Linked DNA regions of Homo sapiens: region 1 is linked to region 2. Evidence: chromatin contacts called from ENCODE Hi-C or POLR2A ChIA-PET data. All regions are on one chromosome and are shown on one strand. The core of a region is the stretch at or near the end of the contact, and the rest is flanking DNA. Distances in the headings are between cores, read along the strand shown.

Evidence for each region. A loop is a pair of places that touch in the nucleus more often than their neighbours do. ChIA-PET counts read pairs that join two places held with the same protein, here RNA polymerase II (POLR2A). Pooled maps may share reads with other maps.
Region 1: a pooled map shows a loop between it and region 2 (7-fold over the local background). The contact joins two enhancer-like sites. A Hi-C loop is called at or near these places in 9 of 50 pooled maps. POLR2A ChIA-PET finds 5 or more read pairs at or near these places in 2 of 52 experiments (activated CD4-positive, alpha-beta T cell and activated T-cell).

The regions. Positions count from the first base shown.
Region 1 is chr4:83,229,791-83,232,751 of GRCh38, reverse strand. No RefSeq gene overlaps it. Among named protein-coding and RNA genes, the nearest start is that of COQ2, 54 kb to the left of the region's middle. Within about 2 kb of position 1,673, at least 7 of the 41 ENCODE cell types and tissues checked have a DNase peak (open chromatin) inside an H3K27ac peak, as active enhancers do.
Region 2 is chr4:83,356,026-83,359,378 of GRCh38, reverse strand. No RefSeq gene overlaps it. Among named protein-coding and RNA genes, the nearest start is that of HPSE, 23 kb to the right of the region's middle. Within about 2 kb of position 1,943, at least 7 of the 41 ENCODE cell types and tissues checked have a DNase peak (open chromatin) inside an H3K27ac peak, as active enhancers do.

The DNA.
Region 1 (2,961 bases), core at 424-2,923, 130 kb after region 2:
GGGACAATCTTTCATAGGATCATAAAATTATAGCCCCCAAACACAATCTAGTGAAATCACCTTGTTTCTAAGAAGGTTTTCACAAAGAGCTAATACTAAAGAATTGGGGTTACAGAATACATGGTATTATCCATGCCAAATACAAACACATGGACATCTTTATTGGAGGAGAAATTTGTTCTGCTCAAGAGCATCTTAAAGATTTCTATTTCCCAGTCATTATTCTTTCCCACAATCCCCTCCCAATAATTAGTCCAGAGGTAGGTCTGGGTTCCCATGGTGGCAGGATATTCAAATATCTCAAGATGGCTCACCATGTCATGAATGACATCTTAATTAATCAGTCTTCAAACAGGGGACACAGTGAGAATAAGGACTCCATGTTTCCTGATCTCAAAACACACTTGAGAGTTAAGAGCATGGGAATGACACTTCTGTGAATTACCACTTGGTGCCTGTTCATTTTTCTCTTCTGAGCAAAGTCCTCTCTTGTGAAATTCTAATACTTTGCATAGAATATTCAGAATTTCCAGACCTCATCGTTGAAGATTTCTTTTGCCTTCACAGTCATAAATATGTTGTAAGATTTGTGTTCCCAAGATCAAAGACAGGTCTCACAAGGGGTCCCCTGCTCTACTACCAGGACACCAACATTTGTTCTTGGTGCATCTTACATCAGCAATCTTTGAAATTCATTAGGTGAGGTCCTATATCCTTTGTTGTATCAGTCATCATCCCCAGCACAGGTTAAACCTCAGATTTCTCCACTCTAAGTGTCCTTGCCCTCAGGGAGGGTGACAGGATGTGGGGTTTCTTTCCAATGTTTTAGGACACACTCATAGCAAAACATGTCCACATCCTGTTGCAATCAGTGTGGTCAAATAGTGTGGAACAAATCAGCCCTTCCTGATATCTTCTGCATCTGAGGCAACCGTGTCCCTTATATGATGTCTGTAGTCAAAGGTTAGACTAGACTAGACAAAGGTTGGTTAGAAAACCAACTCTCAACCACAGACCTTGGTAGTTTCACAACTGTTTTTAAATAATCTCTTACTTCCTCCTTCCTCTCCCTTATCAATGGGGAAATGGTGGGAGTCTCTGGAGCAGAAGCCATAAGCTAATGAAATGTCATGGGACTGGACACACTAATGTTAAGGTCTATGGGCTTTACATCCACAGTTCCAAAAATCTGTCATCTCAGAGCATTAGCATCCAGCTATTTTTTTTTTAGTTTTTGTAGAGATGGGGTTTCACCATATTGGCCAGACTGGTCTTGAACTCCTGGCCTCAAGTGATCCACCTGTGTCGGCCTCCCAAAGTGCCCTGAACCAATACGCCTGGCCAAGTGTGTCTCTCTTTAAATAACTCTCCCCCTTTTTTTCTGTTCCACATCATCCTGTTTGGAAGATAGAGATTTCATTTTGCAGCACTTCTCCCAAACACTTGTCATCTTCCCTTTGGGAGTCTCTGTCCAGGGAATCTTATTATTTAGGAAAAATTTTTAGATGTGTCTTACCAAAGTCTCGGATATATATCTAATGATGTCCAACTCTCCCTATCATGAACTCTAGAATAACCTGACCACTTTTGCCCATGGGTTTCTGTCACTTCTACTTTTCAGACTGGTTCCTTCCGGTGGCCAGCATTTGGTACTTCCTCTACTTTCTGTGAAGACTCTCATTTAGTTAAAAAAAAGAAAAAAAAAATTACTGATGCCGTGGAGCATAGTATTTGTAGATACAAAGGACCTCAGAGGTCAGCCCCTCTCACTTGTTATATGAGGCATCTAAAGTTCTAAGGACTGAGATGTTTGCCCAAGGTCATGTAGTTAATAAATATCATCTATATCAGGCCACTTCGTATGATTGGGCAGGATGTTTATTACCAAAAAGCAACCACCTGACGGGTGAGTAGGGACCAAAATCCAGTCTGTGCTCCTCTTGCCTTGCCAAGCTGTGAGTCCTGCTTAGGACTCTATGCCACACCCCACCACCAGAGAAAAAGGCCTCTCTGTGATTTTTATAAAGGCACTATTTGGCTAATAGTGACGCTAATCTATATGTAAACTTTTCTTCTAATTATCTCAAACCTAAGTGTTAGAAAAAAGTTAATTAGGAAGAAACTTTGCATTTTTATTTTAAAGGAATTAGTATCCTATAACTTTTATGTTCCTAACAATTCTTACATCTTTTTCAAATGCTATTTGTTAATTCTTAAGCAATCTTGGCATTCACAGATTGGGTTGTTTGTTTGTTTGTGGAAACAAGGTCTCACTATGTTGCCTAGGCTGGTCTCAGACTCCTGGGCTCAAGCAGTTCTCCCGCCTCAGCCCCCCAAAGTGCTGGAACAACAGGGATGAGCCACCATGCCTGGCCAGATTTGATCATTTTTGCTTCACCTACTCAAATTATGGGGATGGGGTACAGATTCATTTTTGCTTCACCTACTCAAATTATGGGGATGGGATACAGGTTCAGACTAGGGTCTCAGGATCCAGGACTCTGCTTGAGAATAAGAAGGGCTGGCCCAGGGTTATAGGGTGGAACCAAAGAGAGACTTATGCCCCCACCCACATAAGGGCAGCTTTCTGTCTGATACAAAGGACCTAGTCCAAGGAGACAAGAACTTAATCACAAGGGAAAAGTCTGGAGTAGAGGACAGGACAGAGAGTAGTTCAGAGGCAGACGCTGGAAAGATTTCCTGAGACAAAGGTTCCTGGGGAGTGTTCTTTTGTAGGGGCCTCCTGTGTGCTTTGGATAAAACTGGAAAGTCCAAAAGGCCTAGTCAGCCTGCAGAGCTCCGAGGCAATGCAACAATGCCACTGGAGGTCAAGAGGAGGCGATGACATCAGAGACCAATGACCTGGTTTCAGTGGGACAAAACACTGCAACAAGAGCCCAGCAAGTGCCCACTGGGCCAAACAAAAGCCCACTGTGAACCAGCCACAACACCACCAATGCC
Region 2 (3,353 bases), core at 694-3,193:
TTGTTTTCTGTTTTTAGATGGGGGTCTCACTCTGCTGCCCAGGCTGGAGTGCAGTGGCATGATCATAGATTACTGCAGTCTTGACTTCAGGGACCCAAGTGATTCTCCCACCTCAGCCTCCCAAGTAGCTGGGACCACAGGCGTGCACCACCACGCCCAACTAATTACTTATTTTTTTTCATTTTTTTTGTAAATATGGAGTTTTCCTATGTTGCCTAGGCTGGTCTTGGACCCCTGGGCTCAAGCAGTCCTCCCACCTTGGCTCCCAAAGTGCTAGGATTATAGGCATGAGCCACTGCATTCAGTCAGAAGTCACGGTTTTAAAAACATGTAATACTCCTTATAAATCTAGACAATTTCAACACTTACTTTAAAGAACAAAGGTTAATTTAATTGAGTAAATTTCCTTAAATATTTCCAACTATATTTATACATTTAACATATTTGATTTTCCTTTCAAGTACTGCTTAAACAAAACTTTCCCATTTTCTTAGGTAAGTTAATATCTAATAAATTAAACCAATAATATTTCAACTTAAAATCATGAGCTAAATCAATTGCTCAATTACACACTTAAGAATTACAAAGCTAAAGTATTACTCTAATCGGCCAAATTCTCTTAAATGTTTCCATATCAAACATGTACAGTTTCTTTAACCCCAAAATATTCAAGTATAGGTGAAATTTCTGGTAAACATTCCTATACTTAATCCTCTCTGAGGTTGAAAGATGCTTACTCACCAAGGAAAAGATTATGTCATTCCACATTCTTGCAGAACAACCAGAGGTTTTAGCTAGGACATTAGGCCTGGACTGCAGACCTCCAGGATGGCTTTCCTCACAAGCCTGACCTAGGTTGAAGTCCCTTTTGTAATTTCTATAGTTTTTCATGCCATACCTTAAAAGGGGCATGGTCACTTACAGGGCTGACTTACTCAGAATTAGGCAGAAGGGCATAGTGTCTAGAGCCTACAATACTTACAGATGCCCACAAATGTGTTCTAATTTTTATTTCTTTTTAAATCAGGACAAAAATTAATAAAATAATAATGCACATATAACATTGAATCCATTTGGATTATGTTTATCTGTATACCAATGCAGTGCTAAAATATAATTTCTAATTCATTTTCCCACAAAGGCAAAAGTGCCCAGAGCCCATGAGAGTCATAATGTGGCCCTGGTCACTTAGCCCACATCCCTGAGTGTGAATCCTATCATGACCTAATTATTATTATTTTTTTTTTTTTTTTTTTTTTGAGACAGAGTCTAGCTCTGTCACCCAGCCTGGAGTGTAGTGGTGCAATCTCGGCTCACTGCAAGCTCCACCTCCCAGGTTCACGCCATTCTTCTGCCTCAGCCTCCCAAGTAGCTGGGATTACAGGCACCCGCCACCATGCCCAGCTATTTTTTTGTATTTTTAGTAGAGATGGGGTTTCACCATGTTAGCTAGGATGGTCTCGACCTCCTGACCTCGCGATCCACCCGCCTCAGCCTCCCAAAGTGCTGGGATTTCGTAAAGCAACTTACAGAACTCTGACACCCCACTTAGACTGGCCCATTGTGCCAATGCACTTTGCATTTCTTTGGCTCTGTAGATATTTATGTATCTGAATTCACAGAATTCTGAATTCTTTTTAAATTTTTGCTATCTTGAAGGGTATACAACCCTTATATATGTTAAAATGTTATCCAATTAGCAAAAAATTCAACAGTCATTTCATAAAGGAACCTATTCAAATGGCAAATAAGCACATAAAGAACATTATTAGTCATCATAGAAATGAAAAAGAAAACCACGATGAGGTGGATTATACACCCACCAGAATGGCTAAAATTTTAAAAACTGGCAACATGAAGTGTTGGTCTAATGGAACCACGAGAGCTCTCATACATTGTTCATGGGAGTGTAAAATGATACAACCACTTTGGAAAAACTTTTGGCAGTTTCATACCAATCCTATGACTCAGAAGTTCCACTCCTAGTTATTTACCCTTGAGAAATGAAAACATAGCTCTACAAAAAGAGTGAGATAAGAATGTTCTTAGCAGCTTTATTCATAATACCAAAACTTGTCAACAACCTCACATGCCCATCAATAGGAAAATAGATAAACAAGCTATGATATATTCACGCAATGGAAACTACTTAGAAAAAAATGAATAAACTCAGATACATTCAATAGCCTGAACTAATTTCAAAAAACACTGTGCTGAGTAAAAAGAACTTAACACAAAGAGTGTGTAACCTGTAATTCTTCTTCCTCTTCAAGTTCTAGAGCAAGCTAAACTAATTTATGATGGACAAAGTCAGAACAGTGCTTGCCTCTGGGTATGGGGGCGGGGATTTACTGGGAAAGGGCTTAAAGGGACTTTCTGGAGTGATAGACATTTGGATTTATGAATTTGTCAAAACTCATCCAATGTTACACTCAAGATTTGTATATTTTATTGTAGGTAAATTTTACCTAAAAGCAAAAAGAACCATAAACAAATGTCGAACTCTAGTTCATAATACGAATGTTGAAGTCTTTATTTTTTTTCTTTGCTTAGAGATAGGGTCTCACTCTATCACCCAGGCTGGAGTGCAGTGGTGCAATCATAGCTCACTCTAACCTTGAACTCCTAGGCTCAAGCAATCCTCCCACCTCAACCTCCCAAAGCGCTGAGATTATGATTACGGTCAGATGGAGCAAGAACCCTCTCTTAGTAGCCTGTGAGCCTCCAAACATGGAAATAAAGGAAAATTCTGAGTTCCTTCAAATGAAATTCCAGGCACTTAGCTAGCCCTGAGAAGTAAATAAGCAACCTGACAAGCAGAAGGTAACAGTAGCCTAAAACAATAGACGAGGAAGTTAGAGTCAGATGCTTGGTTCCTCTAGAGAAACTAAAGATAACAACTTTCTTTTTTGTTTCTTCTTTTTTTTTTTTTTTTTTTTTTTTTTTTTTTGAGACAGGGTCTCACGCTGTTGCCCAGGCTGGAGTGCAGTGGCACGATCTCAGCTCACTGCAATCTCCGCTTCCCAGGTTCAAGCGATTCTCCTGCCTCAGCCTCCCAAGTAGCTGGGATTACACGTGTGCACCACCAGGCCTGACTAGTTTTTGCATTTTTAGTAGAGATGGGGTTTTGCCATGTTGCCCAGGCTGGTCTTGAACTCCTGAGCTCAGGCAATCCACCTGCCTCCGCCTCCCAAAGTGCTGGGCCTGGCCCTAAATATAACATCTTAATATATATCCCTGAGTTGTTTTTCAGAAACCTGGATCTCCACCAAATGGATCCACTGACACATCGACCTCAGATAAGCAGGAACTGAAGACTGAACTCTGAGCACCGTTCTTTGTTCTAAATTTCT